Linked DNA regions of Homo sapiens: region 1 is linked to region 2. A link is an interaction called in ENCODE POLR2A ChIA-PET data of the cell type or tissue named here. Cell type or tissue: OCI-LY7. All regions are shown on one strand. Each heading gives the region's core, and the rest is flanking DNA. Links, peaks and the distances in the headings are about the cores only. Region 1 holds the start of LOC124903766. Region 2 overlaps SPG7 (SPG7 matrix AAA peptidase subunit, paraplegin).

Region 1 (16,040 bases), core at 6,777-9,276, 280 kb after region 2:
TAAGAAACAGGACACCCGGCTGGGCGCGGTGGCTCATGCCCATAATCCCAGCACTTTGGGAGGCCGAAGCGGGCGGATCACGAGGTCAGGAGATCGAGACCATCCTGGCTAACACGTTGAAACCCCGTCTCTACTAAAAATGCAAAAAAATTAGCCGGGCGTGGTGGCGGGCGCCTGTAGTCCCAGCTACTCGGGAGGCTGAGGCAGGAGAATGGCGTGAACCCAGGAGACGGAGCCTGCAGTGAGCCGAGATGGCGCCACTTTGCTCCAGCCTGGGCGACAGAGCGAGACTCCGTCTCAAAAAAAAAAAAAAAAAAGAAAAAAAGAAACAGGACGGCTGTGATAAAAAGTTCCTCTTTTTACCCGAACAGTTGAGACTGGTTAGAGCCACGACAACTGACAAAAGCAGCCAAGGAAAGGAAGACAGCGGGAAGTTCACCGCCCATTTCCAGAAGACATGAATATTCTTCCCCTCGCTGTTCACCTCCAGCCCCTTCAGTACAGAAACCCTACATTTAGCCCCTGCCCGCTCACCTGTTGAGAAGTTGAACTGTGGGCCAAGCTCCTGCTTCTCAGTCCGTGGTCACTGAATAAAGTCGGCTTCGGTTTCATGTATCGGCTTCGTGACACCAAACAGGGAAGGACCCCATCTTTTGGGCAACCGGCTTTCTCAGTAGCATGTGGACAAGTCTGAGAGCTAAGGACTCCCGGGAAGACCCACTCACAGGAGGTCTCCATGCTCTTGTGAATTTTACTTCCTGGAATGCTGCCAGGTTCTCACAGCGAAAATCAGAGAAAACCCCCTCAGGGCTCTAGCAGAGACAGGGGAGAAGGGACCATTTTGAAATACGCCAGAGTGCTCTGCCCTCTTTAGGAAAAGAATGGGTTCATGTCCTTCGCAGGGACAGGGATGAAGCTGGAAACCATCATTCTCAGCAAACCAACACAGGAACAGGAAACCAAACACCCCATTTTCTCACTCATAAGTGGGAGTTGAACAATGAAAGCACATGGACACAGGGAGGGGAACATCACACACCGGGGCCTGTCGGTGGGTGGGGGCAAGGGGAGGGCGAGCATGAGAACAAACACCTAATGCGTCCGGGGCTTAAAACCTAGATGACAGGTTGAGAGGGGCAGCAAACCAGCATGGCACGTGTACACCTAGGTAACAAACCTGCACGTTCTGCACATGTGTCCCAGAACTTAAAAAAAGAAAAAAGAAATCCGCCCTCAGGAGAACCAGTTTAACCAGAGTCTAAGCTATTGGGGTCTTGAGGGCCTAACTAACCTAGGGGAGGGAAATACAGCAAAGTCCACTGTAGCCATTCTCCGCCTCTAAGGGTGGTGGCGGGGGACAGCTGAGAGCTTGTGAAGGGCAAAGGCTCATCAAAGATGGAGGCCTGATCACAGGGCTACAGAACACCTCTCCTCCCCAGACCTCACCACTTCCTCATTATGGGAGACAGGGACTCGCTCTGTTGCCCAGGCTGGAGTACAGTGCTTCCATCATGGCTCATCGTAACCACCAACTCCTAGGCGTAAGCAATCCTCCTGCCTCAGCCTCCTGAGTAGCTAGGACTAGAGGTGCACACCACCATGCCTGGCTAATTTTGTTATTTTTTGTAGAGATGGGGTCTCACTATTTAAGACGGGCTAGTCATGAACCCCTGGGCTCAAGCAATCGGCCCCCCAGAATGCTAGGAATTTACAGGTGTGAGCCATCACACCCGGTCCAGCTGATTTTTTTCTAGAGACAGGGTCTTGCTATGTTGCCCAGTCTGGTCTCAAACTCAAAATCCTGGGCTCTAATGATCCTCCCACTTCGGCCTCCCAAAGTGCTGAGATTACAGGCATGAGCCACTGCACCCAGCCTCGCCACCTCCTTATTAAAGACCTGTTTACAACAGCTTTTTTTTTTTTTTTTTTTGAGAGATGGAGTCTCACTCTGTTGCCCAGGCTGGAGTGCAGTGGTGCAATCTCAGCTCACTGCAAGCTCCGCCTCCTGGGTTCACGCCATTCTCCTGCCTCAGCCTCCCGAGTAGCTGGGAATACAGGCGCCCCCCACCACGCCCAGCTAATTTTTTGTATTTTTAGTAGAGACGGGGTTTCACCTCAATCTCCTGACCTCGTGACCCACCCGCCTCAGCCTCCCAAAGTGCTGGGATCACAGGCGTGAGCCACCTCGCCTGGCCGAAATGAGGGAAATATTTAAAGTGCTTGGACAAGATAACCACCAGCCCAGGAATCTATACCCTGAAAAATTATCTGTCAAAACTAAAGGACAAATAAAGACTTTCTCAGACATAAATTTAAGAAATTTGTTACCAGTAGGCCTGTGTTGCATGACGTGTTAGAAGAACTTGTTTAGAGAGAGAGCTATGGGGAGAAACAGATGAATTCACTGTTATAGTTGGCGTCTGTGCCCCTCTATCAAAAATGGGTGGATCCAACAGGCAGAAATTCAGTAAGAACATGTTGAACTCAACAGGACCATCCATCAACTGGATATAATGGACACCTACAGACCGCTTCATCCAATGACAGAATACCTGTTCTTCTTAAGCCCACCTGGAACAGTCACCCACATAGGCCACATTCTGGGCTGTAAAAACGCACCTTAACAAATTTAAAACAATAGAAATCATGCAATGTCCATTCTCAGACCACAACGGAATTACACTAGCAATCAATAAGAGAAAGATAGCTGGAGAATGCCAGAATACTTAGAGATTGAATAACACACCTCTAAATAACACATGGGTCAAATAAGAAATCTCAAGAGAACTTTAAAAATATTTTAAATGAGGCCGGGTGCAGTGGCTCACGCCTGTAATCCCAGCACTGGGAGGTAGAGGCCGGCGGATCACCTGAGGTTGGGAGTTCGCGACAAGCCTGACCAACATGGTGAAACCCCGTCTCTACTAAAAATACAAAAAATTAGCTGGGCGTGGTGGCGCATGCCTGTAATCCCAGCTACTTGGGAGGCTGAGGAAGGCGAATCACTTGAACCCAGGAGGTGGAGGTTGCAGTGAGCCAAGATCATGCCCTTGCATTCCAGCCTGGGCAACAAGAGCAAAACTGTGTCTCAAAAAAAAAAAAAAAATGTGTGTGTGTGTGTGTATGTATGTATGTATATAAATATATATATATATTTCTGGCTGGGCGCGGTGGCTCACGCCTGTAATCCCAGCCCTTTGGGAGGCCGAGGTGGGTGGATCACGAGGTCAGGAGATCGAGACCATCCTGGCTAACACGGTGAAACCCCATCTGTACTAAAAATACAAAAAATATTAGCCAGGCGTGGTGGTGGGCGCCTGCAGTCCCAGCTATTCGGGAGGCTGAGGCAGAAGAATGGCATGAACCCAGGAGGCAGAGCTTGCAGTGAGCTGAGAACACACCACTGCACTCCAGCCTGGGTGACAGAGCGAGACTCCATCTCAAAATAATAAATATATATATATATATATATATATTTTAAATGAAAATAAAACACAACTTATCAAAACTCGTGGGATGCAGCAAAAGCAATGCATAGTGGCCAACTGATAGCACGGAATGTATGTATTAGAGAAGAGGCGAGATCTACAATCAGTCATCCAAACTTTCACCTTGGGAAGCAAGAAGAAGAGCAAATTAACCCAATGAAAGCAGGAAGAAGAAAAGATAAATAACTAAATGAAAATTAGAAGAGAAATCAATGAAATTGAAAACAGGAAATCAATAGAAAAAAAATCGGGCGGTGGCCAGGCGCGGTGGCTCACGCCTGTAATCCCAACACTTTGGGTGGCTGAGGCAGGCAGATCACGAGGTCAAGAGATTGAGAGCATCCTGGCCGACATGGTGAAACCCCGTCTCTACTAAAAATACAAAAATTAGCTGCGTGTGGTGGTGGGAGCCTGTAATCCCAGCTACTCAGGAGGCTGACGCAGGAGAGTCACTTGAACCCAGGAGGCAGAGGTTGCAGTGAGCTGAGATTGTGCCACTGCACTCCAACTTGGGAGTCAGAGCGAGACTCCATCTCAAAAAGAAAAAAGAAAAACAGACATTTAGAGACATATAGACCAGTGGAATAGCATGGAGAGCGCAGAGAGTAACAACCTTTGTGAGGATGTACAGATGCTGCGGGTGGGATGTAAAATGGTGCAGCTGCTGTCCAAAACCCCGTGGTGATTCCAAATTAAAAATGGAACTACTACATGATCCAGCAATTTCATATACAAACTGAAAAGAACTCAAAGCAGGGTCTAAGAGATGTTTCTATACTCATGTTCATAATAGGATCACTTGAGGTCAAGAGTTCAAGACCAGCCTGGCCAACATGGTGAAACCCCATCTCTACTAAAAATACAAAAATTAGCCAGGCGTGGTGGCATGTGCCTGTAATCCCAGCTACTAGGGAGGCTGAGGCAGGAGAATCGCTTGAATCCGGGAAATGGAGGTTGCAGTGAGCTGAGATCGTGCCCTTGCACTCCAGCCTGGGCGATACAGTGAGACTCCATCTCAAAAAACAAAAAAGGAAAAAAGGAGACGGGGTTGATAGTTGCACAAGATGACATATTATGTATTTAATACCACTGAACTGCACACTTAAAATCGCTTACATAATAAGTTTTATGTTACATGTATTTTACTACAATAAAATGTAAGAAAACATTTTAAATGGTCCTTTTTTTTTTTTTTTTTTTTTTGAGACGGAGTCTCGCTCTGTTGCTCAGGCTGGAGTGCAGAGGTGGGATCTTGACTCACTGCAAGCTCCGCCTCCCGGGTTCACGCCATTCTCCTGCCTCAGCCTCCTGGAGTGCAGAGGTGCGATCTCGGCTCACTGCGAGCTCCGCCTGTTCCTCAAGTCTCCGAGTCTATTCCTTGGGTTTGGACGGGTGAATGTATGTTTCTCAAATAAAATCACTGAAAATGAGAGGTAAGCGACGGCAAGGCTGTGGGGAAACCGCGCCCCCTGTACTGCTCATGGGAATGTAAAGAGCAGCCACCTCGGAAACCCATTTGGAGGTTCCTCTGACTGTTACTCAGAGTCACCCCATGACCTCAACCACCTAAAATTAGGGGTTTTTAGCAGGGAAGAAATGCATCTGTGTGTGAGAAAATGGGAATTAGGGAGGGTAAGGAAGAGCTGGTCAATGGGAGCAGGTGGCCAGCTGGGCAATCATGAAGGGTGAGGTGTCTCTCATCTCATTGTCCAGATGCTGTGATCTGGTGGATTTCAGCTTCTTGGTGCGATCTGGAGGCCCAGTGGTTGGTTTCCTGAGAAAGGAACTCAGATAGGACAAATGTAACTTTCTCAAGTTCTAAGATTCAGAGGGCCAATTTCTAGGTTTATTTAAAAGAAACCATAAACATCACTTCTATGGGACAATTGGGCCAGTTTCAATATTCATAAAATGGAACCAATTATGGAAAGAGGCTGCAACACAGATGAATGAACCTTGAGAACATGAGGCTAGGCGAAGGACAAATATTGCAATATTCCACTTACACAAGGTCTTCACAGGAGGCAAGTTCAGAGACAGAGAGAAGAGAGGTTAACCAGGAGTGGGTGCATGGGGGGAATGGGGAGTTACTGCTTAAATGCATGCTTTTTTTTTTTTTTTTTTTTTTTTTGAGACAGAGTCTTGCTCTGTTTCCCAGACTGGAGCGCAGTGACGTGATCTTGGCTCACTGCAAGCTCCGCCTCCCTGGTTCACACCATTCTCCTGCCTCAGCCTACCGAGTAGCTGGGACTACAGGCGCCCACCACCACACGCGGCTAATTTTTTGTATTTTTAGTAGAGATGGGGTTTCACCATGTTAGCCAGGATGGTCTCGATCTCCTGACCTCGTGATCCGCCCACCTCGGCCTTCCAAAGTGCTGGGATTACAGGAGTGAGCCACCGCGCCCGGCCTCGTGCTTTCTTTTTGGGAAGAAAAAATTTGGAAATAGACCACCATGATGGTTACGTAAGTTCAATGCCACTGAATTGTTCAGCTAAAAATGGTTTAAATGGTAGGTTTTATGTTATGTATATTTTTCCATCATTTAAAATATTAAAATTTAAAAGTACTTTAAAAGAAAAAGTAAAGGGTACAAAGATTTAAACACAGAATTACCATAGGACCTCCTGATTTGAACCGTAGGTTTATACCCTAAAGAACTGAAAATAGGAACTCAATGTTCCTCGTGGCACCCTCAGAGAAGGCAGAGTGGAAACCACCCACGCGTCCATCCAGAGAGAAAGGGACAAGCGAAATCAGTCTCCATGCTGTTACTGCTGCAGGTTCTTACCTTGCCAAGCAACAGAAACCGACAAGAGGCCCGACAAACTTCTCCCAGATAACGTCTATTAAGGCCGGCGTGGTGCTCATGCCTGTAATCCCAGCACTTTGGGAGGCCAACGCGGGCGGATCACCTGAGGTCAGGAGTTCGAGACCAGCTTGGGCAACATGGTGAAACCCCATCTCTACCAAAAAAAAAAAAAAAAAAAATTTGCAGGATGTGGTGGCGGGCACCTGTAGTCCCGGCTACTAGGGAGGCTGAGGCGGGAGAATTGCCTGAACCCGAGAGGCGGAGTTTGCAGTGAGCCTGGGCAAAAGAGCGAGGCTCCATCACACACATACAAAGTTTATTAAGACTGGCGCCCGGGAAGGAGGCTCTCGGGCTCCCGAAGACGGGTCCTGCGTGGCTTCCCAGGAGGGTACTGCTGTCAGCGAGCGTCAGCGCAGGTGCAGGCGGTGCTGGCTGCGCAGGCGCACTAGAAAGGATGCCGACACGTGCAGTGCGCGCGCGGAAGACACCGGCGAGTTCCGCCCTGGGTGCAGATTTCCGCATTAGGAGACGGCGCAGGCTGCGGCCGGCACCTCCCGGCCCCGCGCATGCGTCCAGACTCTGCTCATCTCCACTTTCTCACGGCACCTGCGAGGTCTCCGTGGGGCTGGCGCCAGTGAAGGGGTGGGCGGGAAATAATCAGAGGGGGTGGCCCAGGTCCTATCTCAGCGCAGTCTCCATACCAGGGAATATTATTCACTCCTGAAAAGGAACACGGGCCTGATCCCCGCTCCACCGCGGACGAACCTTTAAGACGCGATTCTAAGCGAAAGGCGCCGGAACACAGAAGCCACAGCACGTAGGGCTCCATGGAACGGAGGTCAGAACAGGCTGCTCCGCGGAGCAGGGCGGGGGCTGCAGGGCCCGGGAGGGGCGCGGAGAGCGGCCGCCGACGGGCCGGGCTCTGCGCGGGTAGAAGCTGTTCCGGAGCTCGAGAAGGTGCTGGTCCCGCAACACTGTGGGGGGGCCCCGCTGAGCTGAGCCTTGCGACCCGGTTTATGTGACGTGAGTTCCACCTCAATCTAAGTGTGAGGAAGCGAACAGCGTTCTTAAACTCAGAAACGTGCCCATTCGAATTGTTAACGCGAGCGCAGAGCCCACTGACAAAGCAAAATAAGACAAACCGGGAGTCAGAAAACTCAGCGACCCACAGGATCCACCGTGATGTTTCTCACAAATGTTACCGCGAAAACAGTCGGACTTGAAAATAAACGCGACCTACCTGGTTCTCGGAAGGGGAGAAGGATCCGAGCGAAAGGCGTCAGTTCTCCCTCGCTCGCCCCGTAGACGCCGCGCAGGCCCCGAGCTCCCGAGCGGCGGTTTCAGAACCCGCGGGTCACCCGGGAGCTCCTCCCGCAGTACCAGCCGAAAGCTCCCAGTGCCGAGGAGGGCGGGCAGCTGCCCTCCCCGACCTCGCCCCGCCCGCGCGGACGCCCCCGGCCCCACGCGGGGACCACCCCGGGACTCCCGCCGGACCCCGCGCGCCCGCGGCCAACCTGCGTGCACCTGCGCCCCGCGCCACGCCCCCGGCGCCCCACGTTTAGCCCTCACTGGGTCCCGCTTCTTAGTGGCTCTAAGCCCCGCCCCCTCGCTGGTCACCGCAAGCTCCGCCCCTCGAGGCCCCGCCCCTGCAAGGCCCGCCCCTTCACGACTCAGGCCCCGCCCACCACGGCCAGCCCGGGTCTAGGCCCCGCCCCGACACGACTCAGGCCCCGCCCCCGGCCAGCTTCGCTCCTCGCGCGCCCCGCCCAGCAATCCTCGCTGAACCCGGCGCGGTTTCCCCAGCGCTGCTCCACGCCGCAGTCCAGCGCCTGGAGTCCGCGCGCCCCGAGCCCCTGCCCGCTCATGCGCAGCTGGGTCACCCAGGTGCACCCACTTCCTTGCTGTCCCGCCGCCCTCCCTGCCCCCACCCCGCCTAGGCCCTGGGTGTCCCTTCTCCATCCTCCCTGGCGCCTCTGCCTCAGGCCACCTGGCCGTCCTCCTGGGCTCCCCGCTCGGGGGCGGCCCCTGGTCCGACGGTGCCGCAGACGCGCGCGCACAGGCCAGTCCCGCGGAGAGGCTGCTCTCAGGGGCTAGGCGGGGGGCTGAGTCAGAGGCTGGGGCCTGCCAGGAGCGGGGCGGCCTGGGGCGCAGCAGCATTGGAGCTGAAGGCGAGGGCGGCCCGCGCCGGTTGGGGAGCAGGGCCTAGAATTTACTTCACGACTACCAGCGTGGAAACTGCAGAGGGGCTGCCACATCGCTGCCAGGGCCTGCCCTGGGGCCTTGGATCCCGCCGGCTTCTCTCTCCACCCGCCTCTGTCCCACGTCTCCACCTGCCGTCCTGTTTGGTGCTTGGATCCACTAATGCCCAGTCAGCTTTCACGAAACGTCGGATGTATTTATTTTTTTTAATATCTGGGGTACACGTGCAGGATGTGCAGGCTTGTTGCATAGGTAAACGTGTGCCATGGTGGTTTGCTGCACCTATCAACCCGTCACGTAGGTATGAAGCCGGACATGCATTAGCTATTTTTCTTAATGCCCTCCTGCCCCCGCCCTCCCCCAACAGGCCCGAGTGTGCTTTGTTCCCCTCCCTGTGTCCATGTGCTCATGTTGTTCAGCTCCCACTTATAAGTGAGAACATGCCGTGTTTACTTTCCTGTTCCTGCGTTAGTTTGCTGAGGATAATGGCTTGCAGCTCCACCCATGTGCCTGCAAAGGACATGATCTCGCTTCTTTTTTATGGCTGCATAGTATTCCATGGTGTATATGTACATGTAACACATTTTCTTTATCCAGTCTATCATGATGGACCCTGGGGTCAATTCCATGTCTTTGCTATTGTGAATAGTGCTGCAATGATCAAATCACAAAAAGCAATTGCAACAAAAGCAAAAAATGACCAATAGGATCTCATTAAACTAAAGATCTAATTAAACTTTTGCACAGCAAAAGAAACTATCATCAGAGCTAACCAGAGACCTACAGAATGGGAGAAAATTTGTGCAGTCTATACATCTGAAAAAGGTCTAATATCCAGAATCTACAAGGAACTTACAAATTTACAAAAAAAAATTTTTTAAGTGGGCAAAGGACGTGAACAGACACTCCTCAAAAGAAGACATACATGCAGCCAATAAACCTATGAAAAAAAGTTCAACATCACTGATCATTAGAGAAATGCAAATCAAATCCACAGTGAGATACCATCTCACGCCAGTCAGAATGGCAATTTTTCAAATGCCAAGAAACAGGCCAGGCATGGTGGCTCATGCCTGTAATCCTAGCACTTTGGGAAGCCAAGGCGGGTGGATCACCTGAGGTCAGGAGTTTGAGACCAGCCTGGCCAACATGGCGAAACCCCATCTCTACTAAAAATACAAAAGTTAGCCGGGCGTGGTGGCAGGTGCCTGAAATTCCAGCTACTCGGGACCCCACTGAAGCAGTAGAATTGCTTGAACCTGGGAGGCTGAGGCTGCAGTGATCCAAGATGGCATCATGCACTCCAGCCTGGGCGACAGAGCCAAGACTCCGTCTCAAAAAAAAAAAAAAAAAAGTCAAGAAACAACAGATGGGCTGGGCGCAGTGGCTCACGCCTGTAATCCCAGCACTTTGGGAGGCAGAAGAGGGCAGATCACTTGAGGTCAGGGGCTCAAGACCAACCTGGCCAACATGGTGAAACCCCGTCTCTATCAAAAACACAAAAAAATTAGCCGGGCATGGTGGCGCATGCCAGTAATCCCAGCTCCTTGGGAGGCTGAGGCGGGAGAATCGCTTGAACCCGGGAAGCAGAGGTTGCAGTGAGCCGAGATCGCATCACTGCACTCCAGCCTGGCGACAGAGTGAGACTGTCTCAAAACAAAAGAAAAAAAAAAAAGAAGCAAAGTAACAACATAGGCTGGCAAGGTTGTGGAGAAAAAGGAACACTTTTACACTGTTGGTGGGAGTGTAAATTAGTTCAACCATAGTGGCAGACAGTGTGGCGATTACTTAAAGATTTAGAATCAGAAGTGCCATCTGACCCAGCAATCCCATTACTGGGTATATACCCAAAGGAATGTAAATCATCCTATTATAAAGATACATACACACATATGTTCAAAACGTTAGATTTTAAAGTAAAAACTCAGGGATAGCACGGCCCCCAGCAGTAGATTAAGCTGGATAAAAAGAGCCAGGAACTGGAAAGGGCATGGGGAGGCGCAGAGCTGAGGCCAAGGGTCAAGCACCTCGCCGGGAAATGCCACTGAGCACAGTTCTCCAGCCGCTGCCCAAGTCCCTCTTGAAATGGGCAGGACAGGGAGGGTGCGGCCGCAGGTGCTGGGGTTCATTTCTTAGGCCTGCGTCATGGCTATGGCCCTTAGCTGGGTGGTGTGTGGGCTGTGTCTATGACACCACCGAGGACGTGGGTATCCCTGGGGTCCCTTAGAATAGGAGGTGGATCCTGTGGCACTTTGGTGAAGCCAGCGGTGGTCCCATCTGGCCCTTTGCTCCGACCCTCACGGGTGCCCATACATGTCTGCCAGCCGGGCGAAGCTACCTAAATCTTTTTTTTTTGAGACTGAGTCTCGCCCAGGCTGGAGTGCAATGGCGGGGTCACTGCAACCTCTGTCTCCCAGGTTCAAGTAATTCTCCCGCCTCAGCTTCCCGAGTAGCTGGATTACAGGCATGCACCACCACGCCCGGTTAATTTTTGCATTTTTAGTAGAGACAGGATTTCACCATGTTGGCCAGGCTGGTCTCCAACTCCTGACCTCGTGATCCGCCTGCCTTGGCCTCCCGAAGTGCTGAGGAGTGAGCTGCGGTGCCCGGCCTTGTTTGTTTAAAGAAGTCCTCCTCTGTCGCCCAGGCTGGAGTGCAATGGCCTGATCTCAGCTCACTGCAACCTTCGCCTCCCAGGTTCAAGATTCTCATGCCTCAGCCTCCCAAGTAGCTGGGATTACAGGCACGTGCCATCAGGCCTATCTAATTTTTTTTCTGTGTTTTTAGTAGAGATGGAGTTTCACCACGTTGCCCAGGCTAGTCTTGAACTCCTGTCCCTCAGGTGATCTGCTCACCTCGACCTCTCAAAGCGCTGAAATTACAGGCATGAGCCACCGTGCCCAGACAAACATTCTTCTAAATCTAATAACCTGATTTGTCTCCTCTTGCCTTCAGGTCATCAATCTCCAGGTGGTCCTCAGTGAGAGATAGGTCCTCTCAATATTCAAGAGCCACCCTTCTACAGGGGACCCCTGGACTGCCCATCAGGGGGACAGGACAGAGGCACAATCCTGCCCGTCTCCCTGGATACCGCTCCCTGGCTGGCCACCACTTTCACTAACCCATGGAGCCAACCGTGCCCTGACAGCAAGAGGCCAATACTCACAGAACCACCACCGCTGCCCCTCTGTCAGCAGACAGCAGTTACAGAAGACTGACCTTTGTCCATTTCCCTCAAGAACTGGGGTCTTGGCCTCCTGCGGGGGGAAATGTTAGTGTGGGTAGCTAGGGGGTATGAGCAGGGCAGGAGAGGGCTCCCCACCACCACACACACACAACAGGTGTGCTGGCCACCATGAGGTGATGGTCAGGTAGTTGTTAACTGTCTCTAAAGTAATAATTGGTCACAGCCAGCGCCAGGGAAAGACAGCCTCCTAACAGATAGACAACAGCTGAAGCTGGTGATCAGCAGCTTCCCGTTAAGATCTCAGGAGCTGGGTGGGTGGGGAGAAGTAACACAAGACCCCGCATTATGTCACTGTATCAAACCCCAAGTCAGAAGGTCAAACCACACACTGGTCTTTCAAGGTGCCCTCCTAGCCTTCTTCCAGGCGTACTTTCCTTCCTCCTTTAAAGCTTTTTAATAAACTTCACTTCTGCTCTGAAGCGTGCCTCGGTCTCTCCCTCTGCCTTATGCCCCTCGGTTGAATTCTTTCTTCTAAGGAGGCAAGAACTGAGGTTGCTGCAGACCCGAACAGATTCATCACCAGTGACACTCCAGCATCCCCTTGTTCCCCGAGGCCCCCTGTCTGGAGCACCTTCCTTTCCACTGCTGCCTACAGGACTCCTCATCCCTCAACGCCCCAGGTCAACACTGTCTTCTCCTCCTGGAGCCTCCTTGCCACCTCGGCCAGAAGCCCTCCCTCCTGTTGACTATAGCACCTGCTCTCCCCTTCGAGACCCCGCCCCCTGGAAGGGCGTGGGTGTGGCTCAACACCTGCACAGGCCCAGCGCATGGTCAGGAAGGTCCTGGAGGGAGGGTGGAGGGGGCTGGAGGCACGAGGACCCTTTCTTTTGAGCAGGCAGGGTGGGGAGTGGGGGTTGCTGACCAGCCCAGAGCTGGGCTGGGGAGCCCGTTTCTCTCTGTGGTGGGAGCAGGCCTGGTGCCTCTGCTCTCCTGTCGACGGTGGGTGGCTGCGCAGGTGCAGGCAGCATCTGTGCCCTTGGCCCGCTTGGAACTTTTGTTAAAGATTAGACGTTTGAGGCCGGGCACAGCGGCTCACGCCTGTAATCCCAGCACTTTGGGAGGCCAAGGTGGGCAGATCACAAGGTCAGGAGATCGAGACCATCCTGGCTAACACGGTGAAACCCCGTCTCTTCTAAAAATACAAAAAAAATTAGCCGGGCGTGGTGGCGGGTGCCTGTAGTCCCAGCTACTCGGGAGGCTGAGGCAGGAGAATGGCGTGAACCCGGGAGGCAGAGCTTGCAGGGAGCCGAGATCGCGCCACTGCACTCCAGCCTGGGCGACAGAGCGAGACTCCGTCTCAAAAAAAAAAAAATTAGACGTTTGAATCTAATAATATAACTCTGAAAGTCAGACTCTCCCCATTCCCCAGGGTTTGCTGGGTTTTGGTTTTGTTGACTGTTGTGTTTTTTGTTGTTGTGGGCTGCCTCTGTGCTGATGCTCAGCCTGAGGTGTCAACTGAAGACATTCTCACGTCTTTCCTGATCATCTATCTATATTTATATATATAACATATATAAATATATAGTAAATATATATGTATATATACACACACACACATACGTGTGTGTGTGTGTATATATATATATATATATTTTTTTTTTTTTTTTTTTTGAGACAGAGTCTAGCTCTGTCACCCAGGCTGGAGTGCAGTGGGGCGATCTCAGCTCACTGCAAGCTCCGCCTCCCGGGTTCACGCCATTCTCCTGCCTCAGCCTCCAGAATACCTGGAAGCACAGGCGTGAGCCACCACATCCGGCTAATTTTTTAAACTTTTTTTCGTAGAGACACGGTCTCCCTGTTTCCCAGGCTGGTCTCAAACTCCTGGACTCTAGCGATCCCCCCAGCTTGAGCTCCCAAATTGCTGGGATTCCCGTCGTGAGCCACCATGTCCAGTCTAACTGTCTTTTAAAGAAGTTTAAAAATTACTCTCTAGCTGCGCAAGGTGGTTGGTGCCTGTAATCCCAGCAGTGTGGGAGGCTCTGGTGGGAGGACCACTCGAGCCCAGGAGGCTGAGGCTGCAGTGAGCCACGATAGCGGCACTGCACTGCAGCCTGGGCGACAGAGCGAGATCCTGACTCAAAAAAAAAAAAAAAAAGAAAAGAAAAGAAAAAGAAAAGAAAAAAGAAGAAAACACTTAAAGGATGACATCATTTTCGGGCGTTTCGTCCTTTGGGATTTGCCGTTTTCAGGATTTCACACCGTAGGGATGTTGATCTCTTGTGACTTCAACACTCCGGGTTCTGCTCTTCAAGACTCTGGCTGAGGTCTGTTTCAAACAGAGCCCAAACACGCAGATCTGTCGTCATCTAGGTCCCGTCTGCCCTGTGTGCCCTGTGAAATGGTGCCAAACATCCGCTAGCCACAGAAAAACCGACACCTGAGAGCTGTCGGTCCCCCAGCCCCGGCTGCCCTTCAGACGGTACCGACCGCGGCTCCCGCCGGGCTGCTGAGTGTGTCACTGTCGCCCAGCACACGAGCCCCTCTCCGATCCCCCGAGTTCCTCACCGAGTCCCTTACCCCCGGAAGTCCCTCGCTCTCCTCCCTTCCCCCCGGAAGTCCCTCGCTCTCCTCCCTTCCCCCCGGAAGTCCCTCGCTCTCCTCCCTTCCCCCCGGAAGTCCCTCGCTCTCCTCCCTTCCCCCCGGAAGTCCCTCGCTCTCCTCCCTTCCCCCCGGAAGTCCCTCGCTCTCCTCCCTTCCCCCCGGAAGTCCCTCGCTCTCCTCCCTTCCCCCCGGAAGTCCCTCGCTCTCCTCCCCTTCTGAGCGGTGACCCCCACCCCGAAGCCGGCGAGGCACCGCGGAACCCGGTCTGCCTGCGCTACCGCCCCCTGCTGGCCAGGCCCTCTTCCCAATCGCCCCGAAACCATTCACATCACCCACGTGTGCACGTTTTGTCCACATTTAGATCCCTGATCCATTTGCAGCTTATTCCTGTGAACGGTGTAATTTTTTGGGGGGCGGGGGGAAGGCGGGGTCTCGCTCTGTCACCCAGGCTGGAGTGCAGTGGCGCCATCTCGGCTCACTGCAAGCTCCACCTCCCGGGCTCAACCAATTCTCCTGCCTCAGCCCCCTGAGTAGCTGGGATTACAGGCCCGCACCACCATGCCTGGCTAACTTTCGTATTTTTAGTACAGATGGGGTTTTTCTTTTCTTTTCTTTTCTTTTGAGATGGAGTCTCACTGCTGCCCAGGCTGGAGTGCAGTGGCGCGATCTCGGCTCGCTGCAAGCTCCGCCTCCCGGGTTCACGCCATTCTCCTGGCTCAGCCTCCCGAGTAGCTGGGACTACAGGCGCCCGCCACCACGCCCGGCTAATTTTTTTGTATTTTTAGTAGAGACGGGGTTTCACTGTGTTAACAAGGATGGTCTCGATCTCCTGACCTCGTGATCCGCCTGCCTCGGCCTCCCAAAGTGCTGGGATCACAGGCGCGAGCCACTGCGCCTGCCCGAGATGGGGTTTCACCATGTTGGCCAGGCTGGTCTCGAACTCCTGATCTCAACTGATCTGCCCCCCCTTGGCCTCCCAAAGTGCTAGGATTACAGGCGTGAGCCGCCACACTCGACCTGAACGGTGTAATTTATACATGTAAAACCATCTTGTTCAGACAGCTCACCAGTTGTCCTAGCACCTTTCATTACAAACTGCATTTTTGCCCCACTGATCTGAAATACCCACTTTATTAACTAAATTTCCATGTTGCTAGGTCTATTTCCAGATATTCCATTTTTGTCCATCTGTCTGCTTCCTGGTCATGTGTCACATACCTTAATTACAGCGGCTTTAGAGGATGCTGCAGTGTCCACAGGGAAGCATCAGTTTTGTCTCCTGGGTTTCTTGGGCACCATCAGACGTCTGTGCCCCCACATGAACTTCAGCGTCAATCTGCATTAACTCCACAAAAAGCTTTTGGTGCTGTTGTAACTGGGATTATGTTTCATTTCTGAATTAAGAATGGGATTTTTATGATGTTGTCATCCCATCAAAGAACAAGGAATTTGCCCGTTTGTTCAAGTCTATGTGGTTTTTTTTTTTTTTTTTTTTTTTTTTTTTTTTTTTTGAGACAGTCTTGCTCTGCCACCCAGGCTGGAGTGCAGTGGTGTGATCTTGGCTCACTGCAAGCTCCACCTCCTGAGTTCACACCATTCTCCTGTCTCAGCCTCCTAAGCAGCTGGGACTACAGGCGCCCGCCACCACACCTGGCTAACTTTTTGTATTTTTCATAGAGATGGGGTTTCACCATGTTAGCCAGGATGGTCTCGATCTCCTGACCTCGTGATCCACCCGCCTCAGCCTCCCAA
Region 2 (13,665 bases), core at 1,107-3,606:
CGGGTTCACGCCATCCTCCTGCCTCAGCCTCCCGAGTAGCTGGGACTACAGGCACCCGCCACCGCACCCGGCTAATTTTTTTTGTATTTTTAGTAGAGACGGGGTTTCGTCGTGTTAGCCAGGATGGTCTCGACCTCCTGACCTCGTGATCTGCCCGCCTCGGCCTCCCAAAGTGCTGGAATTACAGGCGTGAGCCACCGCGCCCGGCCCAAACCTCCACCTTCTGTCCATCATCGGCCTACGAAGACACGAGAATGGGCCTGCCCCAACCCTCCATCTTCTGTACATCACTGGCCTACAAAGACATGAGACACACAGCCTCAGAGCAGTGATCTTCCAGGTGTTGCTGGGTTATAGAATTAAAGGTGCATCTTTTTTTTTTTTCTGTAGAGATGGGGTTCTCCATGCTGCCCAGACTGGTCTCGAACTTGTGGGCTCAAGAGATCCTCCCTGCCTCAGCCTTCCAAAGTGCTGGGATTACAGGCATAGCCACTGCACCCGGCTAGAGGTACATTTTGATCAAGGGAGTACTTGCCAGTCACTGGCATTCTACATCTTCAGAGATTACAAGTCAACAATAAACCTCTGTTTCAGTACCCGCTGGCCCCTCATTTGTCCTACTAAGGAACCTGTCAGGGTCCATGGTCCATACGTGCTGACAGCTCCCACCTGGTCTGTTTCCCTCTCAACACTGAAATGAGAATTTCACCTTCCTGTGTCTACCCTTTTCCCGTTCCATTTTCCTGTCTGTAGAAGAGAGCAAGCCCAGGACATTATCACGGTCCTCCTTGACTTTCTTTCTTACTGCTAGGCTGATCTTGCCTTGCTAACTGAAAGTGATCGCTTACTTTTGAAAACAAAATATACTGAAAATAGAAAAAGCTGAACGTTGTTATTGTCACAAGGCTGGCCAGATCACTAGGTATCTCCGGCATCTGCACACTCACTCTGACCATTTGGGAAGCTTTCATCAAAGAGCACAGTCAGTGAAAATTATACAAGAATGTGAATTCAGAAGCGCCACACAACTAAAGAAAGTGACTAAACAAACTCCAACGGACTTGCACACGGTTGGCCTCCACAGCCACAGGTTTCATCTCTGCAGGTTTAACCAAGCACAGAATGAATGTATCTGGGGAAAAACGTGCATCTATACTCAACATGCACAGACACATTTTTGTCATTATTCCCTAAAGTATAACAACGATTGAAATAGTATTTACAGGGTATTGGGTATTATTATCAACCTACAGATGATTTAAAGCATATCAGAGAATGTTCTTAGGTTACACACAAAGATTTCGGCATTTTACACCAGGGGCTGAGACTTCGCCATCCTACGTCGGGGGCTGAGACTTCGCCATCCTACGTCGGGGGCTGAGACTTCGCCATCCTACGTCGGGGGCTGAGACTTCGGCATCCTACGTCGGGGGCTGAGACTTCGGCATCCTACGTCGGGGGCTGAGACTTCGGCATCCTACGTCGGGGGCTGAGACTTCGCCATCCTACGTCGGGGGCTGAGACTTCGGCATCTTACGTCGGGGGCTGAGACTTCGGCATCTACATCAGGGGCTTAGACTTCAGCATCCTACACCAGGGGCTTAGGCATCCTCAGGTGCTGGTATCCTTGGGAAGTCCGAGAACCAGCCCCCATGGATACCCAGGGATAACTATATTTCCAAATCTCCTGGCATTGTATCATTCACTTCTATATTTATTTAACCCTCCCACTAAAAAGTCTAGTTAACTATAGGCAAAGACAGTTTGAGATTTTTGATTGCAATCTGTTTCTCAGATTACAAAGCCAAGTTAGGTTTAGTTCAAGCATCAACAAATACATCCAACATACTTTCCAAAGAATCCTGTTCGCTTGTAGGAAACTGGGATCCTGTCCTTGGCCTCGATATTCAGCTCATCTTCAGCTGCTCGAAGCTTCTCTTCAAACTTGTCAATATTTGCAACCTGCATTCGGTACATCAAGGCTAGCCGCTGGGGGGCAGAAAGGAGAGGGGACCATGAGAAACGCAGGGACAGACGAGCAACCCTACAGTCAACAGAGAGCCCGCCTGGAACTCATGGTAATGACAACCTCAGCATTGTGAAGAGGACACCATTCAGAAACTAGAGGTGATTCCTAACGTACGACGGTTCCACTTACGGTCTTTCCATTTTACAATGGTGTAAAAGCAATATGCACACTAAGCTCCTTGACCTACGATGGGGCTACCTCCCAGTGAGCCCCTGGGAAGCTGAAAATATCCTAATTCAAGGAACATCTGTACTTCCAAGTCTAAAAAATTTGTTTCCTCAACCACAATTTGAGAAATAAAATTTCAACAGATAGACTTTCTATTTTCCACTCATAGGAAAACTAAGAAATGGAGGGATGTCTGCAAGTTAGCTCACAGCCCCACGTCTGATGTGTGCCTCAGACTCAGCTACACCTGCAGACACAGCAGGAGCCCCCCAGAGGCCGGCGAGGCTGCAGCACGGGACTGAGGATGGCAAAATCAAGACTACGGCCAAAAACAGATGTTTTAGGAAACTGCGGCCACAGAGGGTTCATGTTTAACCACAAAACCTGAGACTGTTCATCCCTCACACCAGGACACCAACAGGTCCGTCTCCCTGGCACACGATTCTCCAAACGCAGCGTTTTCCTAAGTAAACTCCGCATGTTTAGCTCAGATTTCAGCATGACTGGACGGCAACACCCCAAAGGGAGGACACAGACGGACTTGCGGGACTCTCTTTGAGGTTAACTGGAAACTCCAGCAGAGGACAGGGATGAGGGGTGGGGATGGCACCTGCTGCTCCCTCACTCACACCCCAAACTGCTAAGACAGAATTCTGAGCATTTTCTCTTTAAGGCAGCTGTTTTATCAGGTGACTCGTCTAGAGCTGAGCATAGTGTTGTAGGTTAAAATAACCTTCCAGACTGAAATAATCAGGCATCCACCAGAGGATTTACGTGAATGAGCACCGTCTTCTGCACTTAGCCATGGTGTATTTTAAGAACAAGGTTTCCTGTTTTTAAAAATAGCAAGACAGCGCCAGGCGTGGTGGCTGACGCCTGTGATCTGGCACTTTGGAAGGCCAAGGTGTAAGGATCACTTGAGGCCAGGAGTTCAAGACCAGCCTGGGCAATATAGTGAGACCTCATCTCTCCAAAAAAACAAAAAATTTAAAAATTAGCCAAGTGTGGTGGTGCGCGCCTGCCATCCCAGCTACAGGGGAGGCTGAGGTGGGTAGATCACCTGAGCCCAGGAGATCAAGGCTGCAGTGAGCCGACATCACACACACCCCTGCATCTCAGCCTGGATGAGACAGAGGGAGACTCTGTCTCCAAAAAAAAAAAAAAAAAGCAAAAGAAAAGGAAAAAGCATTCTGAATCCTGAGTAACCCAGCAAAGGGGCAGAAGCTCTGGTGGAGGCCACGGTCATTTCCAGACCCGGGGGTGGGCCACACCAACCCCAGACCACTTTCCTAATCACTGGTCCACACATTACCCTGGGTTAAATTGCTCCAAGCACATGTTCTGACGCACTCTTGGAATCTAAAGTTACCAGATCTGGCTGGGCACGATGGCTCACGCCTGTAATCCCAGCACTTTGGGAGGTCAAGGTGGGCAGATCACCTGAGGTCAGGAGTTCGAGACCAGCCTTGCCCAACATGGAGAAACCCCATCTCTACTAGAACTACAAAAATTAGCCAGGCGTTGTGGTGCACGCCTGTAATCCCAGCTACCCGGGAGGCTGAGCCAGGAGAATCCCTTGAACTCGGGAGGCAGATGTTGCAGTGAGCCAAGATCACATCACTGCGCTTCAGCCTGGCCAACAGAGCGAGACTGTCTCAAAAACAAAAACAAAAACAAAGGCAACCAAATAAATGCAAATCAATGGGCTGAGGTCCCTGCATGAGAAAGAAGCATGCCCTCAATCACAGGTATCCAAAAGGATGGCAACAGCCAGCGCCCACACCCTCATTCACAGGAGCCCACAGCCTCACTCTCACAGGCTGCCAGCCTGTGCCCACACCCTCACTCACAGGCCTCCCGCACCCTCACTCACAGGCCGCCCAAACACCACGGCTCCAGGGTGCAGGTAGACTTCCACCACGTCGCTCTCAGGCACCACCTGGACGCGCTGCACCTCGCCCTTGGCCAGCATCTCGTGGACAAAGTCGTTCCAGGAAATGCTGCCTCCGCTGGTGCTGAGAGCATTCAGGAGGCTCATGACAACCGCGATGACCAGCAAGGTGCGCAGCCGCTCTCGGTACATCTGGTCGTCCCGCTCACGGCGTCTCCTCTCCTCTGAGCCGGCAGAGAAGCAAAAGGGAGAAACAAACACATGAGCAACAGACACGGGCGACATCCAGAGCTTCCTCAGGAAAGCTCAGCTGGACGGGGAGGGGCAGCGTCCTGCACAGAAGATCCTGCACTTCCTCCAATTCTTCCCTGACGTTATCAGAGACAAAGACTAACGCTGTGCTGTTCGAGGTCACCCACACTTCATTCGCTGAGGTCACTTCAGTGAGGAGCAGGAGTGGTTCCCACCTAAGAGGAAACCATTTCTAAATCGAAACACTTAGACCTGGGCACAACGGTGCACGCCTGTGGTCCCAGCTACTTGGGAGGCTGAGGCGGGAGGTTGAAGCTGCAGTGAGCCGTGATCGCGCCACTGTGCTCCAGCCTGGGTGACAGAGAACGACCCTGTCTCAGAAAAGAAACGACCGTCCCAGGCCGTCCGAGCCGTCACAGATGCAGTCAGCTCTCCTGCTGCAAAGTGCAAGCTCACAATGGCCATGAATCCAGTTGCTTGGAGTTTGATCAAATACTAAATATCAAAACATACACAAAAGTTATTAAAAACGATTAAAACAAATACCTTTTACCACAACCTGCCTCAAGAAATAATACCTTCCCAATCCCACTGAAGACCCTTGTGCCTTCTCTCTCCCTACCCAACAACCATTCTGAACTTTTTACTCATCAGAATGACTAACATTTAACAGAAAGTTGTAGGTTATCACAACATCTGAAAATAGAACTTAAAAATATCATGAGATACACTGTTGAGTCTAAAGGCATATACTCCAGACCACTTGACTCTAGAATTTTCCCAGAGACCAACTCTTTATGAGAAGCACCAGGTGAATTCTTCTAAATTACCTTCCTCAGTTATTAACACCCTACTGAAGACACGGTGGCATTATGCTTAGCTCTCAGAGGATGGAAAAGACATTCGGCCCCTGTTCTCCAGACATTGGGATACCTCGAGGGGAGGTGGACAGGTGCACCCTGCAGACAGCAAGAGACCGACTCAAGGCCGGCCTGGGGCCAGCACAGAGGGGATCTGGAGCAGCGGGCGCTCACTCACTCTTCATGGAGGCCTGCAAGGAGGCGTGGCAAGCAGCGCCAGGCAGCGAAGCCAGGGAGACGCCTCTGAGGAGGGCATGGTGGGGAAAAGGACAGCCAGGATGGCCACTGGGCAAAATGCCCGCAGGGGTCACTTCCCACAGTCCAGGGCCCAGGTGGGGAGTAGTCCTGCAGCCAGACAGGCTCCCAACAGTGACCACCACAGGCCAAGCCACAGTCTTCCCTCAAACCCCCTAGGCAGGTCAGTCTCTCCTCCAGTTCTGGGAAGGGCGTCATCTGCAGAACACCTGCGCCTGCGGACAAACCACCACGGACACAGCAGCGGGAACGACATCATCTCCAGAACACCTGCGCCCCTGCGCCTGCGGACACAGCGCCACGGACCCAGCGGCGGGAACGACGTCATTTCCAGAACACCAGCGCCTGCGGACAAACCGCCACAGACCCAGCGGTGGTAACGACGTCATTTCCAGAACACCTGCGCCTGCGGACAAACCGCCACGGACCCAGCAGCCGGGACGAGAGGCTCACGTCTTCTTGAGATTCACAGCTCTTCTCCTCCTGCATTGTCTTGCGGGGGCTTCATGCTGGGATCAAAGCCTGGCCTGGGCACGTCCCATGTACCACCTTCCTTTCCAACAATCATTTTAGACGAATTCAAACAATTTTTAAATCGGCTTAAAAACACAAAATGAAACCCACTAAAAAGGTGGCAAAATAATTACTTTGAAAACATGAAGGTATATTTTAGATATCACTGTTTTGTTACAATCGATCCTAATCGTGCATCTAATACTTAAATTTCATATTCACAAAGGCAATTATTTAAAGCCCACCGCTTATTTCAGAGAGCAAATTTATGTTCTCAGGTGAGTATCCAATTGTTAGAAACTACTTCCAATATTTAATTACCAATTGTGTTTTCTACTAGAAACATGGGGTGCACTGGGAAACTGAGAAATACTTCCCAGCAGCTACTCTAGCTGCCCTGGAGGGCCAATCCAGAATCACGACCCACACTGCTCCCGGGAAACTGAGAGAAATACTTCCCAGCAGCTACTCTAGCTGCCCTGGAGGGACGATCCAGAATCACGACCCATGCTGCTCCTTCAGCTCTGTGACTGTATCAACAGTGTCCCATTTTCTTTTCTTTTTTATTTTTGTTGAGATGGGGTCTCTCTCCGTCACCCAGGCTGGAGTGCGGTGGTGCACTGCAGGAGAAACCCACAGTGCTTCATGAGCATATCTGGGCTCACTGCAGCCTCCACCTCCTGGGCTCAAGTGATCCTCCCAACTGAGCCTCCTGAGTAGCTGGGAGTACAGGTGCACGCCACTGCGCCCGGCTAATTTTTTAAATTTGAGTAGAAGATGAGGTCTCACTATGTTGCCAAGGCAGTCTCAAACGACTGAGCTCAGGTGATTCTCCCACCTCAGCCTCCCAAAGTGCTGGGATTATAGGCATGAGCCAAATCCCAAATAATTTCTAATAAAAGTAAAATGACAGCTTGGATTTGGTCTACAATAAACACCTCTTCTGCTTTCGTCACAAACGTGTAGCCCTTCTCCAGTGAGGGTCAGCCAGGCATGTTAATTCACAGGTGTGTGACACAGGCTGGCTCTTAGCCCCGCTGTGTCAGGGAGCAGGATCTGCCCAACAAGACGCTGAGGCCACACAGCCCTCGGGAGAGCCTAGCCCCATCATGACACCTTCTGCTGAAGCTCCTTAGGTTCCAATCATTTCACTGTTCAGTGAGCCCTCTCTAGCCTCCGTGTCTTCCTCGGTGGCAAGAAGGAGGCCAACAGAGCACCCAGGACACAGGATCACAGAGAAGGCTCTTCCAGCCACAAGTGAAGGCACCGCAGGGAAAAATCCATATGCTCTGTGAGCACACGCAGGTGGATGACCTAGAGAGCCAGGCCAAGGAGGGTCCACAAACAGGCCTTGCACACGTTCTGGGGTGGCGCAAACCAGTACAACCCTGTCTGATAACTGCCTGGCAAGATGTATCAAGCGCCATAGACAGTATTTAGTTTCTTTAATTCAAAAATCCTACTTCTGAAACTTTAACCTAAGGAAACGAACCATAAGAAATTCCAGCCGGACGCAATGGCTCACACCTGTCATCCCAGCACTTTGGGAGTCGAGACAGGTGGATCACTTGAGTCCAGGAGTTAGAAACCAGCCTGGGCAACATAGCGAAAACCCATCTCTACAGGGGGAAAAAAAAAACACAACGTAGCTGGGGCTGGGCGCAGTGGCTTACGACTGTCATCCAGGCACTTTGGGAGGCTGAGGTGAGTGGATCACCTGAGGTCAGGAGTTCAACACCAGCCTGGCCAACATGGTGAAACCCTGTCTCTACTAAAAATACAAAAATTAGCTGGGCGTGGTACCACGCGCCTGTAAGCCCAGCTACTAGGGAGGCTAACGCAGGAGAATCGCTTAAACATGGCGGGCGGAGGTTGCAGTGGGCTGAGATCGCGCCACTTCACTCCTGCCTGGGCAACGAAGAGTGAAACTCCATCTCAAAACAAACAAACAAACAAACAAACAAACAAAAGCACTCTAGGTATAAAAGGAACTTCCTCTGCCTGCAAGACCCCCCATCTCCTTCCCATGAAGTCCTTAACTTCTGTTCAACCCAAACGCCCAGCGCGTCCCTTCCACTGCGCTGCCCGATGCACCTCTTCCCGCCACGCCTTCAGTGTTGTGGTCATTTGTGCCTGCGCACCCAGGGCTGCAGGTACCTTCCTCCTGTGTGCTTCCAGGACGGTTATTCAGGATGCTGAGACGAGCCGCCAGCTCACACAGAACTGGGGTGTGACCTCAGCACCTGCTGCCTGTGTTCCTGAGGCTGTCCGCCAAGGCGCTCAGGAAACGCACATGCCTCCTGAGCCTCATATGCACACCTCGTGGACGGCAGCCTGCAGGACCACTGGCAAGTTTTGTTGCCAAAATCCCTCTTCGAGGAAAAAAAGTCAATTGTTGACAATTAGATATTATGATCACATAACTCACTTCAATCAGTCATCTAAAAACAAACGGCTGATACCACTGAGTCTCAAGGAAGCAGCCACAGGGGCCACATCAGGCTCATCCCACTTGGAAACCGCCCCTGAAGACAGCAGCCCCGAGCGCCACAGCTGACCCTGACAGAGGAGAGGCCTCCGGGGCAGGGGCTCCACCTTGACGCATTCACACTTCACAGTGGAAAGGGGCCTTCTCCACAAGAAGCTGTGTGAAAATGTTAGCAACTGCTGCCGGGCGCGGTGGCTCACGCCTGTCATCCCAGCACTTCGGGAGGCTGAGGCGGGTGCATCACCTGAGGTCGGGAGTCTGAGACAAGCCTGACCAACATGCAGAAACCCCATCTTTACTAAAAATACAAAAAATCAGCCAGGTGTGGTGACGCATGCCTGTAATCCCAGCTACTCGGGAAGCTAAGGCAACAGAATGGCTTGAACCCGGGAGGCGGAGGTTGCGGTGAGCTGAGATCGCGCCACTGCACTCCAGGCTGGGCAACAAGAGCGAAATTCCGTCTCAAAAAAAGAAAAAAAAAATGTTAGCAACTGCTTTTTTTCTAGTTTTCTAGTTCTAGTTAGCAACCGTGAAGTAACTGTACCTTCACATGTAGTTGTAAGAAATGGCACAGAGCAGGCTGGGCGCAGTGGCTCACACCTGTAATCCCAGCACTTTGTGGGGACCGAGGCAGGCAGATGATGAGGTCAGGAGTTCGAGACCAGCCTGACCAACATACTGAAACCCCATCTCTACTAAAAACAAACAAAATTAGCTGGGTGTGGTGGCACGCGCCTGTAATCCCAGCTACTCAGGAGGCTGAGGCAGGAGAATCGCTTGAACCCGGGAGGTGGAGGTTGCAGTGAGCAGAGATCGAGCCACTGCACTCCATCCTGGGTGACAGAGCCAGACCCCATCTCAAAAAAAAATAAATAAATAAAAATAAATGACGCAGAGCAATACCTTGTCCCCCTGCTTCCAGGGGTTCCATCTCACAAAACTATGAACAGTATCACAGCCAGGCTCTCCCACCACGACGGTCCACCAAGCTCCCCGGGGTCATCCCATGACACACGCGCAGTGTGTGCCCACCGCAGCTGAGGCAATCCAACCACAGGCTCCCTCCGGCTGTCTCCTTCCCCCATCCTTAACCCCTAGCAACCACGAATCTGTGTTCCATCTCTTTAATTTTTGTCTTTAGAGAATGCTGTATAAAAAAAAAATCATACGGCATGTGATCTTTCAGCTCGGCCTTTTTTCACTCCGTATAATTCCTTCTGGGTTCACCCGCGTTATCAGTGAGCGGGGCCTTTTTTCCACTCCGTGTAATTCCTTCTGGGTTCACCCGCGTTATCAGTGAGCGGAGTCTTTTTTCCACTCTGTGTAATTCCTTCTGGGTTCACCCGCCTTACCAGTGAGCAGGGTCTTTTTTCACTCCGTGTAATTCCTTCCAGGTTCACCCGCGTTATCAGTGAGCGGAGCCTTTTTTCACTCCGTATAATTCCTTCCAGGTTCATTCGTGTTATCAGTGAGTGGTGCCTTTTTTCACTCCGTATAATTCCTTCCAGGTTCACCAGTGTTATCAGTGAGTGGTATTCCAAGCAAATACTTTTCGGGCAACCACTACTTACAATCATTCTGCACGGCTGGCAAAGCTGTTTCTAAGCCACATTCAGTATCGTTCTTTCATTTAAGGAGGTGGCAAAAGAATCTTCATCTGAACAGACGCCATGCAGTTCAGCATCAGACCAGGGAGAAGGCCTGCCTGAGGGCCGGGACTGTGTTGTGCCTGTCTGATCAAGTCAGCAGTCCTGAAAATCCACACAAACCAACTCCCGCCGAAACCACAGCAGAGGGCCCAGGGGAAACCCAGAATAGGTTCTCACAAGAAAGATTATTTGGCTCAGTAAACAATTATCCTCTAACGCAAATTTAACAGACATTATTTTCTCCAAGCAAACTATAGTTCAACCCAAAACAGAATAAACATAAAACAATCACTTGGCCGGGCGTGGTGGCTCACGCCTATAATCCCAGCACTTTGGGAGGCCGAGGTGGGCAGACCACAACGTCAGGAGATCGAGATCATCCTAGCTCACATGGTGAAACTCCGTCTCTACTAAAAACACAAAAAATTAGCCGGGCATGGTTGCGGGCACCTTTAGTCCCAGTTACTCGGGAGGCTGAGGCAGGAGAACTGCTTGAACCCACGAGGTGGAGTTTGCAATGAGCCGAGATCGTGGCATTGCACTCCAACTTCGGCAACAAGAGCGAAGCTCCATCTCAAAAAAAAAAAAAAAAAAAAGACGACGACAATTACTCAGATGCAGGAGAGACACGCATGTCAGCTACACGCAGCCTCATCCATAAGCAGATGCAGGGCCCAGGAGAGCAAAGGGCATGGTGACTGCCTGCCCTTCCTCACGCCAGGGCACCTGCCAATGCAGCAACGACTAGGATTTCACTGGACAAGCACCTACCACATGCCAGGAGTGATAACCAGGAAGCTGCCATGGCTTTGCCTTGCCATGGCAACGGAGGCTGCCATGCCATTCCTTCCAGGAACCATGACAACGGAGGCTGCCATGCCATTCCTTCCAGGAACCATGACAACGGAGGCTGCCATGCCATTCCCTCCAGGAACCATGACAACGGAGGCTGCCATGCCATTCCTTCCAGGAATCAGAGTTATTAGTGGGGCACACGTCCCTGGTTAACCGTAACACAACACACAAGGCTGAATGCAGAATCCGCACAGGCCACACAATTCTTCCCTCTTCTATGACAGGTGACCCTTCAGCAACACAGGAGTGAGCTATGTATGATCACGGACACGTGGATTTTCTTCCACCCCTGCTACCCAAGACAACAAGACCAGCCCCTCGTCCTCCTCCTCAGCCCACTCAAGGTGAAGGCCATGAGGATGAAGCTCTTTATGGTGATCCGCTTCCACTGCATAAATAGGAAATATATTTTCTCTTACGACTTTTTTCTTTTTTCTTTTTTTTTGAGACAAGAGTCTCGCCGTCGCTTTTTTCTTTCTTAATTTTTTTTTTTGAGACAGAGTCTTGCTGTGTCGCCCAGGCTGGAGTGCAGTGGCGCGATCTCGGCTCACTGCAAGCTTCGCCTCTTGGGTTCACGCCATTCTCCTGCCTCAGCCTCCCGACTAGCTGGGGTTACAGGTGCCCACCACCACGCCTAATTTTTTTTTTTTTTTGTATTTTTAGTAGAGACAGGGTTTCACCGTGTTAGCTAAAATGGTCTCGATCTCCTGACCTTGTGATCTGCTCGCCTTGGCCTCCCAAAGTGCTGGGATGACAGGCATGAGCCACCACGCCCGGCCTTTTCTTTCTTAATTTTTTATGTTTGAGACAGAAAGGTCTCACTCTATTATCCAGGCTGAAGTGCAATGGCACAATCTCAGCTCCCTGCAACCTCTGCCTACCAGGTTCAAACGATGCTCACGCCTCAGACTCCGGAGTAGCTGGGATTACAAGCACGTACACCACACCTGGCTAATTTTTTTTTTTTTTGGTATTTTTAGTAGACAAGGGGTTTCACCATGTTAGCCAGGCTGGTCTCGAACTCCTGGCCCCAAGTGATCTAACTTTCTTCTTTTATTAAAAAAACGAACGGCCGGGCGTGGTGGCTCACACCTGTAATCCCAGCACTTTCGGAGACCAAGGCGAGTGGATCACCTGAGGTGAGAAGTTTGAGACTAGCCTGACCAACGTGGCCAAACCAGGTCTCTACCAAAACTACAAAAATTAGCTGGGCTTGGTGTTGCATGCCTGTGATCCCAGCTATTCGTGAGGTTGAGGCAGGAGAATCACTGGAACCCAGGAGGCAGAGGTTCCAGTGATCTGAAATTACGCCATTGCACTCTAGCCTGGGAAACAAGAGTGAAACTCCAGGCTGGGCACGGTGGCTCACACCTGTAATCCCAGCACTTTGGAAGGCCAAGATGGGCAGATCGCCTGACATCGGGAGTTTGAGACCATCCTTGCCAACATGGTGAAACCCTGTCTCTGCTAAAAATACAAAAAATTAGCTGGGCGTGGTGGCGCACGCCTGTAGTCCCAGCTACTCGAGAGGCTGAGGCAGGAGAATCGCCTGAACCCAGGAAGCAGAGGTTGCAGTGAGCCGAGATCGTGCCATTGCACTCTAGCCTGGCGACAGAGCGAGACCCCATCTCAAAAAAAAAAATAATAATAATAATAGTAATAATAATAATAGAAATGAGGGTCTTAAACTCCTGGGCTCAAGTGATCATCCCACCTTGGCCTCCCAAAGTGCTCAGATTACAGGTGTGAGCCACCGCACCTACCCAGCAAATTTTTTTTTATAAAAAGGTCAGCCGGGCGTGGTGGCTCACACCTGTAATCCCAGCACTTTGGGAGGCCGAAGTGGGGAGATCACGAGGTCAGGAGTTCAAGACCAGTCTGGCCAACATGGCAAAACCCTGTATCTACTGAAAATACAAAAATTAGCTGGGCATGGTGGTGCATGCCTGTAATCCCAGCTACTCAGGAGGCTGAGGCAGGAGAATCGCTTGAACTCAGGAGGCAGGGGTTGCACTGAGCCGACATCGCACCACTGGACTCCAGTCTGGGCAACAGAGCGAGACTCCGTTTCAAAAATAAATAAATAAATACAAAATAAAAGTTAAAAAAAAAAAAGGTCCAGGGCTGGGTGCGGTGGCCCACTCCTGTAATCCCAGCACTTTGGGAGGCTGAGGCACGCAGATCACGAGGTCAGGAGATTGAGACCATCCTGGCTAACACGGTGAAACCGAGTCTCTACTAAAAATACAAAAAATGAGCCGGGTATGGTGGCGGGCACCTGTAGTCCCAGCTACTCGGGAGGCTAAGGCAGGAGAATGGCGTGAACCTGGGAGACGGAGCTTGCAGTGAGCTGAGATCACACCACTGCACTCCAGCCCAGGCGACAGAGCGAGACTCCGTCTCAAAAAAAAAAAAAAAAAAAGGTCAAGGCCAGGCACGGTGGTTCACACCTGTAATCTCAGCACTTTGGGAGGCCAAGGTGGGTGAATCACCTGAGGTCAGGAGTTTGAGACCAGCCTGGCCAACAAGACAAAACCTCATCTCTACTATACAAAAAGAGGGCCTGACGCGGTGGCTCACGCCTGTAATCCTAGAACTTTGGGAGGCCAAGGTGAGCAGATCACAAGGTCAGGAGATCGAGACCATCCTGGCTAACATGGTGAAACCCAGTCTCTAATAAAACAAAAAAATTAGCCGGGTGCGGT

Evidence for each region. ChIA-PET counts read pairs that join two places held together with the same protein. Peaks named below come from ENCODE experiments on the same cell type or tissue, not always from the same donor. Only the 100,000 strongest peaks of a DNase experiment are listed, where the experiment ranks them.
Region 1: POLR2A ChIA-PET joins it to region 2 with 15 read pairs; 5 of 35 experiments call an interaction of 5 or more read pairs at or near these places.

Annotation. Positions count from the first base shown.
Region 1 is chr16:89,239,504-89,255,543 of GRCh38, reverse strand. LOC124903766 reads right to left here and starts at 8,166. Exons shown (of 3, transcript XM_047435040.1): 1 at 8,082-8,166; 2 at 7,542-7,947; 3 at 6,601-7,419. The coding sequence starts at 8,166. The coding sequence ends at 6,885. RefSeq lists silencers at 7,639-8,388, 14,427-14,516 and an enhancer at 13,403-13,919. In OCI-LY7, for the core only: no CTCF peak of the experiment used is centred there; a DNase peak (open chromatin) is centred at 8,013; H3K4me3 peaks cover 635 bases.
Region 2 is chr16:89,514,653-89,528,317 of GRCh38, reverse strand. It overlaps SPG7 (SPG7 matrix AAA peptidase subunit, paraplegin), which reads right to left. Exons shown (of 17, transcript NM_003119.4): 4 at 4,071-4,312; 5 at 1,850-1,989. Among named protein-coding and RNA genes, the nearest start is that of SPG7, 13 kb to the right of the region's middle. RefSeq lists enhancers at 2,528-2,637, 2,688-2,797, 5,118-5,674, 5,675-6,232, 8,149-8,649 and 1 more. In OCI-LY7, for the core only: a CTCF peak has its summit at 2,474; a DNase peak (open chromatin) is centred at 2,467; H3K27ac peaks cover 295 bases.